Regions from separate parts of the Homo sapiens genome. Here region 2 is linked to region 1. A link is an interaction called in ENCODE POLR2A ChIA-PET data of the cell type or tissue named here. Cell type or tissue: GM12878. All regions are shown on one strand. Each heading gives the region's core, and the rest is flanking DNA. Links, peaks and the distances in the headings are about the cores only. Region 1 overlaps TBC1D22A (TBC1 domain family member 22A). Region 2 overlaps CELSR1 (cadherin EGF LAG seven-pass G-type receptor 1).

What was found. ChIA-PET counts read pairs that join two places held together with the same protein. Peaks named below come from ENCODE experiments on the same cell type or tissue, not always from the same donor. Only the 100,000 strongest peaks of a DNase experiment are listed, where the experiment ranks them.
Region 2: POLR2A ChIA-PET joins it to region 1 with 11 read pairs; 3 of 35 experiments call an interaction of 5 or more read pairs at or near these places.

What each region holds. Positions count from the first base shown.
Region 1 is chr22:46,772,211-46,776,591 of GRCh38, reverse strand. All of the region lies in intron 1 of TBC1D22A (TBC1 domain family member 22A), which reads right to left. Among named protein-coding and RNA genes, the nearest start is that of TBC1D22A, 12 kb to the right of the region's middle. RefSeq lists enhancers at 2,186-2,255, 2,296-2,375, 2,438-2,953, 2,954-3,468 and a silencer at 2,646-2,825. In GM12878, for the core only: no CTCF peak of the experiment used is centred there; DNase peaks (open chromatin) are centred at 2,331 and 2,571; H3K4me3 peaks cover 3,666 bases; H3K27ac peaks cover 3,734 bases.
Region 2 is chr22:46,394,909-46,399,289 of GRCh38, reverse strand. It overlaps CELSR1 (cadherin EGF LAG seven-pass G-type receptor 1), which reads left to right. Exons shown (of 35, transcript NM_001378328.1): 11 at 653-766; 12 at 1,442-1,616; 13 at 2,544-2,685. Among named protein-coding and RNA genes, the nearest start is that of TRMU, 61 kb to the right of the region's middle. In GM12878, for the core only: no CTCF peak of the experiment used is centred there; no DNase peak of the experiment used is centred there.

The sequences.
Region 1 (4,381 bases), core at 111-4,110:
CAGCAAGAGGTCAATAAACAGTAGCAGGAGGTCTGATCAGGTCACTCCTGCTCAGAAACCTTCCCTACTCCAAACACAAAAGAGCCTCAAGCCAAAACTCCTGCAGCCACCATCCTGAACACTGACCCTCACCTCCCATCCCACCACGCAGCCGCAGCTGTGCCCACTCCTTCCATCCATACCACCCCACCACACAGCCACAACTATGCCCACTGCTTCCACGCACACCATCCCACCATACAGCCACAGCTGTGCCCACTACTTCCACGCACACCTCTGTTCTCAGGTAGCCAGCGACCCGCCAGGCTCCCAAACACACCCTGTACTCCTCCTCACTCAGGCTGTGTTCAAGCCACCCTGTGCCAAGAAGGCCTTGTCCCAGCCCCTGACTACAGAACACGCCCCACACCCCAGGTAACCTTCAAAGTCCACTTTAATGTCATCTCATGTCCTCAGTGAAAACTCCCCTTTCCTTGCCTATACTGCCACAGGGCTTCCTGGCCCCTCCGTGGCCCGCTTGGCACCAGCATCCTTGCGGCAGAAGCTCCTGGCTGGTCTGTCTCCCTCAGCAAACGAAGTCCCTCGGTAGCAGGAGTAACACCAGGCTCACCTTTGCACACGCCCCAGGGCCTCATGTGCAAACAGAGCGCATCCCATAACTGCTTGTTCCATTTAATTCTCTTCCTCACTGTGCACGTGTGTGAATGATTAAGCATTTTAAAGGTACACCGTATCTTTGAAGGAATTAACTTCCAAGAACACAGCACATTCTCTCACGACAAAACCCAGCTAGGTGACACCCTCTTAAAAGCTAGTGAGCTGCTGTAAAGGTGGCCTTTTCTCTCAGCTATTTAAAAGCATGACGGCTGAGGCAGGCACATCTGGCTGATGCACAAGCTGTTACAGTGGCTCTAGTGACTGGTTTTGGAACACAAAACTAACTCACTATAGAGATTAATTCTAAGAGAAAACAAAATGCGGCCCACAGCCAACAACCCTCTACCAGCCCTTCCAGGAGGCAGCTGTGGCCGCACAGGAATCACCTACTGCACCATCAATAAACCTGAGAACTTGGCAGCAGCCAGACCCAGTCTCAAAACAGAAGAGGTGGCGCTCTGTGCTCTTCCTCCACCCCGAGAAAGCAACTCCCAAGGCCCCAGACGTGAGCAGGAAAATAGTCATAGATTCTATAAAACTGTGGTTGTCTCTGAACCTTTCTTCCTCCCAGATCCCTTCCGTATTCGGAAAGAAGCAAGGCCAGATCTCCTCTTGACTCCCGACCCCAACAGCATAATGTAGGGAGTCCCAGGCAACTCGCTAGCCTCCCGCCCCAAACACATTCACGTGAAAACAAGGGCAGCGGGTGCACCAAGCCCTCGCGGAGGAGCTGCCACCCCTAAGAGAGCCACAGTGACACCAAGGGACCCACCCCCTTTCCAAGACCGGGTCCTCTGCCCTGTCCTCTCCACACATCCCGAGCCACTGATGGCTTTCAGCCAAGGATCAGGAGCTCATCCAGACGACTGCAATAAACATCACTCGCCTCATCTAGGTGAAAGCCTTAGAGCCAGCAAGCCTATTTTATTTTTTAGTTTAGTAAAAATGTTTGATAAAAGAAGGCCCATTTCAAACCAGCACAGCAAGGAGTAGAGGCCCAGGTGCAGAAAGCTGCACGGCACACTTAAAAATTCTATCAGCATCGGCCGGGCTCCGGTGCACACAGCGCACATGAGAAGGAAGAGGATGGCGGAGGGCGAGGCAGCGCTCAAATGAACCCAAGCATGAGCAAGAACACCCAGGAGGGACCCGTGGGAACAGAGCGGATGCAGTCGGGGGCCCAGAAATATCAGGGGCCCCGAAGCCGGAAAGGGCTCTGCCTTGGATGGGCCTGAAGGTGAACCCGTTCCCCTAGGAGCTCGGGGCCTTGAGCAGAGGCCCACCTTCCCCACTGCAGGCCGTTTACGGAAGGCAGACTCAGGGAGGAGAGGGCGCCCAGCAATGCCTGGCCCTGCCCCGGGGGGCTGCCATCAGTAACAACACAGACGTTCTCAGCCTCTACTTCCTACTTAATAAGGAAACCCACAGGTATTCTAAGCAACTGGACTCAAAGGGCCTACGTGCCCCTTCATGAACCGCAGCACTCGGGGTGGAATTTCCATGTTTATCACCAGAAAAGAGGAAACATTTCAGAAAGGGGGAACAAAAAGTCTGGGGATACTCAAAATGAAAGTTCCCCACAGCACGGGGCCCAGAAATGGGAAGAGCCCAGGCAGCCCTGTTCCCTCTGGGCCTCCTGATACCTCTGCCTCTTGTCTGCAAAGAGAACACCAGGGGGGACCTAGAACAAGCTGCTCACCTCACTCCAGAAGAATCTCTGCTGCCGAGCACAGCAAGCCTGGTTTTCCCCCAGCCTGGAGGAGCCAGGCCTCAGGCTGAGCTCAGCAGGGCTCCAAGGGCAGGCAGGCCCAGCAGGCAGCAGCCTGAGTTCAAACAGGAGGATGGGTGCGGGGGCGGGAGGAACACCTCCACCCAAGCCAGCCCACAGCAGGATCAGATTCCTGGTGAGTGAGTCAGCTTTCTCTGTAATAATTTCAACACCTGTTAAGTCCCCTAGGGAATGGAGGAGATAAGGATGAGGCTGTGATGGGTAAGGGCACAGACTTCTAAGGTTCAAACCCCAGCTTTGCCACTTATGAGCTGTGTGGCTTTGAGCACGTAGCTCAGCTTCTGAGTTTCCTCATTTGTAAAATAGGGACCACACGGTACCACCCCCAGCTGCTATGAGGACTACACGTGTGGTTGCATGTACAGTGTCTAGCCCGCCGGGTGCAGTGGCTCACACCTGTAATCCCAGCACTTTGGGAGGCCAAGGTGGGCGGATCACCTGAGGTCAGGAGTTCGGGACCAGCCTGGCCAACACGGTGAAACCCCATCTCTACTAAAACACACACACAAAAAAATGAGCTGGGTGTGGCGGCATGAGCCTGTAGCCCCAGCTACTGGGGAGGCTGAGGCAGGAGAACTGCTTGAACCCGGGAGGCAGAGGTTACAGTGAGCTGAGATGGCACCATTGTATTCCAGCCTGGGTAACAGGGCAAGACTCCATCTCCAAAAAAAATAAAAATAAGTGCCTAGCCCAAGGGAAGCACTCCACAGACAATCCCTAGCGTGAGGTGTGACACCAAGGCCCCAGCCACCTCAGTTCTGAGCGCTGCAGGGAACACCTGCTCTGAGCCTGCTCCGCACACAGACACGCTCCCCGACTCCTCAGGAAAAAGAACTACGCAGGTGGGTCATCTTGTGCTCCCAGGGCCAAGCACGGTGACATTCCCCACCCTGTGACAGGACACGGGCTCCTGTTCCTGGGCTCCCCACTGCACCTAGAAGCACTGCACGATGCAGATCTCCACGGCCTGTGTTCAGGGGGTGAAGGGCTGAGCTGAGGAGGGGCAGAGATGCTGAGCCTGCCAGAGAAGGAAAGGAGGGGCAGGTGTCACTCTCAGGCCACAGAGCCAGGACAGGCCCCTGCAAGTGAGCACTGCCCTTGTCCTAGCCACAGGCAGGCCGTGCTACACTGTGGCCGTTCAGGGAAAGAAAAACAGAGATGACTTCTTTTCAACACAAATGCCCATCCATCAACAAGTGGATAAAGGAAGTGTGGTGTGGCCACATGCAGTGGCTCATGCCTGCAATCCCTGCACTTTGGGAGGCCAAGGCAGGAGGATCAGGAGGTCAGGAGATGGAGATCATCCTGGCCAACATGGTAAAAATACAAAAATTAGCTGGGCATGGTGGTGAGCACCTGTAATCCCAGCTACTCAGGAGGCTGAAGCAGGAGAATAGCTTGAACCCAGGAGACAGAGGTTGCAGTGAGCCAAGATCACACCACTGCACTCCAGCCTGGTGATAGAGTGAGACTCCCATCTCAAAAAAAAAAAAAAAAAAAAGTGCGGTGCATGTGTGTTTGTGTATATATGTATATATGTATATGTGTGTATACATATATATGTATATGTGTGTATACATATATATGTATATGTGTGTATACATATATATGTATATGTGTGTATACATATATATGTATATGTGTGTATACATATATATGTATATGTGTGTATACTATATATGTATATGTGTGTATACATATATATGTATATGTGTGTATACATATATATGTATATGTGTGTATACATATATATGTATATGTGTGTATACATATATATGTATATGTGTGTATACATATATATGTATATGTGTGTATACATATATATGTATATGTGTGTATACATATATATGTATATGTGTGTATACATATATATGTATATGTGTGTATACATATATATGTATATGTGTGTATACATATATATGTATATGTGTGTAT
Region 2 (4,381 bases), core at 282-4,281, 380 kb after region 1:
GTGAGACACCAGGGAGCCACACATGTCCCAGGCAGGCAGGTGGTGGTATCCCAGACAATGTTCGGAACACTTAACCAAACTAGGTTTCCACAGTTTGCAGGCAGGTAACCCAAGATGTTGTCTGTGAAATGCCCACACACTTAAGGGGCGACCTGGGATCTCCAAGAGCTCTTGGAGCCAAGGCTCATCTTACAACACAGACCTGGGAGTAAATAGGTGTGTTCCAGGCACCTGCCTTTCTGGGACTGGATCTCAGCCGAGACCCTCTTGGGTTCCCACAGTGTTAATGAGTGAGCGGATTTCCGTTCACTGCAGTCTTCCTGACTCGCCAAGCTCTCTGTCACAGCGTGGCTGGTTTAGTGTTGTGCCCTTGACGGAGGCGGGACAGTTGCCCACGTTGACCCCACTGGCCGCCTCAGCTAGGCTGGGGCATGGACACCCATCCTCTGGCCTGGTCCCCTCGCCCTGGTCATCACAGCCAGCCTCGCTGTCCAGCTGGGCCCAGCTCTCTCTTTGGAGGCCCAGATGTCCTCAGGCTCTGCGGAGTTTGTTGAAGTGACTGTTTAGACTTCCAGTGTATCCTTCCCATCTGAGAGACGTTTCTAGGATGGTGGATGCAGCCCCCAGATCCCCGGCCCCTCTCTCCGCACAGAACAAGGCAGATATCGGGGGCATGCTTCCCGGGCTGACGGTAAGGAGCGTGGTGGTCGGAGGCGCCTCTGAAGACAAGGTCTCCGTGCGCCGTGGATTCCGAGGCTGCATGCAGGTGCGTGGGGGTTGTGGGGGGCGGGGGGAGGCCTGCCCCTCACAGGCAGCTCCGAGGCTGGCAGCACCATAGGTGGTTCCGTTGGTCAACCTGTTAGCTTTCAACGAGTGAAGAATTTGTCTGACAGGCATCCCCACTTTAACAGCTCCTGTTTCCTCTTCAGACCCATTCTCCCCTGCGGTTCCCCTTGGCATCCGGGCCGTCCCTGGCCCCCACAGCTCCCCACCGCCATGCCAGCCACCTGCCCCTCTGCCTTTGTGAAGTGTCCTGAATCGAGCCCCTTGCCGCCACCCCCACCCAGTCCAACCACAGACGTCACCCAAGTGGGCCCCGTGCCTGTCCCCTGGAGCCAGGGGTTCCAGCTACGGCCGAGGGAGCTGCTCTGAGTCGTTCAGCTCTCAGCCCCCTCGGCAGGGACATCCACTCCTCACGCCCCCACCGCGCACCCCAGGAGCTCAGGCTGGCGTGCCCTCTGAGCTCCTCACCCAGCCCTCCACTGCACTCCGGCCAGCAGGCCGTGGGGCAAGAGGAACAACCCTGCCCGCCCCAGCTCTGTAGATAAATGAGGCATCACAGATGAATGCCTCGCAAGGGACCAGAGAGGTCTCAGGGTTCCCTTAACCCCTACATACCTTTCCGGGCTCCTGTAGCCCCAGTGCCGTTTACTTAATGCAGGGAGTGAGGATGGGGGGGACGCCCACCAACGTCGCCACCCTGAACATGAACAACGCACTCAAGGTCAGGGTGAAGGACGGCTGTGATGTGGACGACCCCTGTACCTCGAGCCCCTGTCCCCCCAATAGCCGCTGCCACGACGCCTGGGAGGACTACAGCTGCGTCTGTGACAAAGGTGGGACCGCCCTCCCGGGGCCCTTCAGTGACAGGGAGGTCTCTTATGGCTGAAACACAGGAGGGGGGCTCAGTTTAGACATTAGCGTCCCCAGCCAACTCCCTGTGGTTCCGTGGAGCCCTGAGCTTTATTTTATAACAAGCGGGCCCCTCCTAGAGAGAGACTCTGAGCCTCTTCCTTACTCAAGGCACAGAGTGCCCCAGGCGCTCTCCTCAGCACATGGGGTGATCAGCAAAGAAACAGTGAAAAGTAAGGCCGGGTGCAGTGGCTCATACCTGTAATCCCAGCACTTTGGGAGGCCGAGGTGGGTGGATCACTTGAAGCCAGGAGTTCAAGACCAGCCAGGCAACATGGTGAAACCCCATCTCTACGAAAAAAAAAAAAAAAAAAAAAAAAGCAAAAATTAGCCAGGCATGGTGGCACGCATCTGTAGTCCTAGCTACGTGGGAGGCTGAGGTGGGAGGATCACTTGAGCTTCTTAGGCAAAGGTTCCAGTGAGCTGAGATCATGCCACTGCACCTCAGCCTGGGCAACAGAGCAAGACTCTTCTCAATAAATAAATAAATAAAAGAATTAGTGAAAAGTGCATATTAAGAAAATCCTCCATTCAGGGTGGCCTCAGAGTTTTGAGGTGCTTAAGTCATCTTCTGCTGGTGGCCATTCCCCATGTGTCCTGGGGCAGCCTGGGCCCCGTGTTCCAAGGCTCTCACCCTCCTTGGGGCAGCCCGGGAAGGCCTTCCTCTCTGCATCACTAAGTCTAACCCGCCTAACGCTGTGTTTTCGGGGACTCTGTGGCACTCTTCCTCTTCCCTCTGCTGAGTACCAGGGAAAGTCAGATCTTCTGGAGGGGACAGGTTGCTCCAGATATTTTAACGTGGAAGGTCTCGTGGATTGTGGGTGGAGGTAATGCTGGCTCTGTCCTTGCAGGGTACCTTGGAATAAACTGTGTGGATGCCTGTCACCTGAACCCCTGCGAGAACATGGGGGCCTGCGTGCGCTCCCCCGGCTCCCCGCAGGGCTACGTGTGCGAGTGTGGGCCCAGTCACTACGGGCCGTACTGTGAGAACAAGTAAGAGCAGCCCCTGGTGCCTCCCTGCACCTTCAGAGTCCATGTGGCTGTGTTCCCTCGACTCAGTGTCTTCTCTTTCTTATTTTGACCCAAAGATATGTGTGATTCTGGGTAACAGGGACATATTTTTTTTTAATTTGGCATGAATTAAGTGAAAATCAAATTTTTTTTAATTTTTATTTTATTTTTATTTTTTTGAGACAGAGTCTTGCTCTGTCACCCAGGCTGGAGTGCAATGGCGCGATCTTGGCTCCTTGCAACCTCTGCCTCCTGGGCTCAAGTGATTCTCCTGCCTCGGCCTCCCGAGTAGCTGGTCCTACAGGTGCCCGCCACCATGCCCAGCTAATATTTTGTATTTTTAGTAGAAATGGAGTTTCACCATATTGGTCAGGCTGGTCTCGAACTCCTGACCTCAAGTGATCCACCTGCCTCAGCCTCCCAAAGTGCTGGGATTACGGGTGTGAGCCACCACGCTTGGGCAATGAGAATCAATTTGGACGTCTCAAACTAACCCCATTGGATCATGTGTCCACACCTGAAACATGCAAATGACTCACCTGGAGTCCTCACTGGGCCCAGAGCAAACAGGCCCCATGAGATGCAGGGAGACGCATGTGGTTTACAGAGAATGCTTTCTCTGTCGAGTCGCTGGGCTTGAAGTCATTTCTGATGTGTGCGGAGATCCTAGTGTGGTTAGGACAGGCAGCAGCGTGCTCTCTGGGCTCTGGGCTCTGTACCCTTTGCACGGGGATCGCTGGGTACAGGTGCGTAGTCATCACAAGCGTCACTTTGTCCAAGGTGGAGCTGCTGGGTTCTTCATAAACCAAGGTTCCAGGCCGCCGTGGAGGTGATGCCCCTGTGGCTCATTGTCCTCAGCTGCTGGTGGCCATCAGGTGCAGGGACACCTGCTATGCTCCGTTCTTTGTCCTCCCGAGCCTAGAGCAGGTGCTGTGATCCCGGCTGTGACCCCATGAGTGGGAAGCAGCCTGTGCCCTGGAGCTGGTGACCTCACGAGAAGATGGCACCACATCATTCTTGGATATCAGCAAGATGTGATGCCAGGGAGAGCGCCGCGGAGGTGCCCTGGGAGTGGAGAGGGAGGTGGGAGCCAGTGTGGCTGAAGCGGGAGGGCATTCTGGGAGCGAAAGCAACAGAGCCAAGCTGGAGAGGAGTAAGGGGATGAGGCTGATCTAGAGAGGCCTGGGTGGGGACAGAGGTGGGCCCGCAAGCCAGGAACAGAATTCGGCTGTGTGGAGGCCGTGGGGGCCCAGCACTAAAGTGGCAGGACCTGGTCTTAGGGAACCCCCACCTGCCGCATGGAGCACAGCTTGGAGCAGGGGGAGTTGCCAAGAGGCTGATCCAGCATCTCCATGCCCGGCGCCACAGTCACCACTGCTGCAGGGGGATGAAGGTTCTGGGGCCCCCACGCTGCACACACACATCCATAAACGCCAGACTCTATCTCTGGCCTGGTTGTCTTTATGACCCTGATTTGTACACAGTCCTTAATACTTGCTCGCCAAGTGAGTGAATGCTAGAGGCTGGCAGCTGGGTGGAGGGAACTTGGTTAGCCAGGGGGGATTGCAGGAGCCCGCAGGACACTCGGGCGGGGCCGTTGCAGGCAGGTGGGCCTTCAGGTGACTGCGCAGGTGCAGCCCTGTCAGGAACAGGTAGGGAGACTCATGCACAGCAGCGG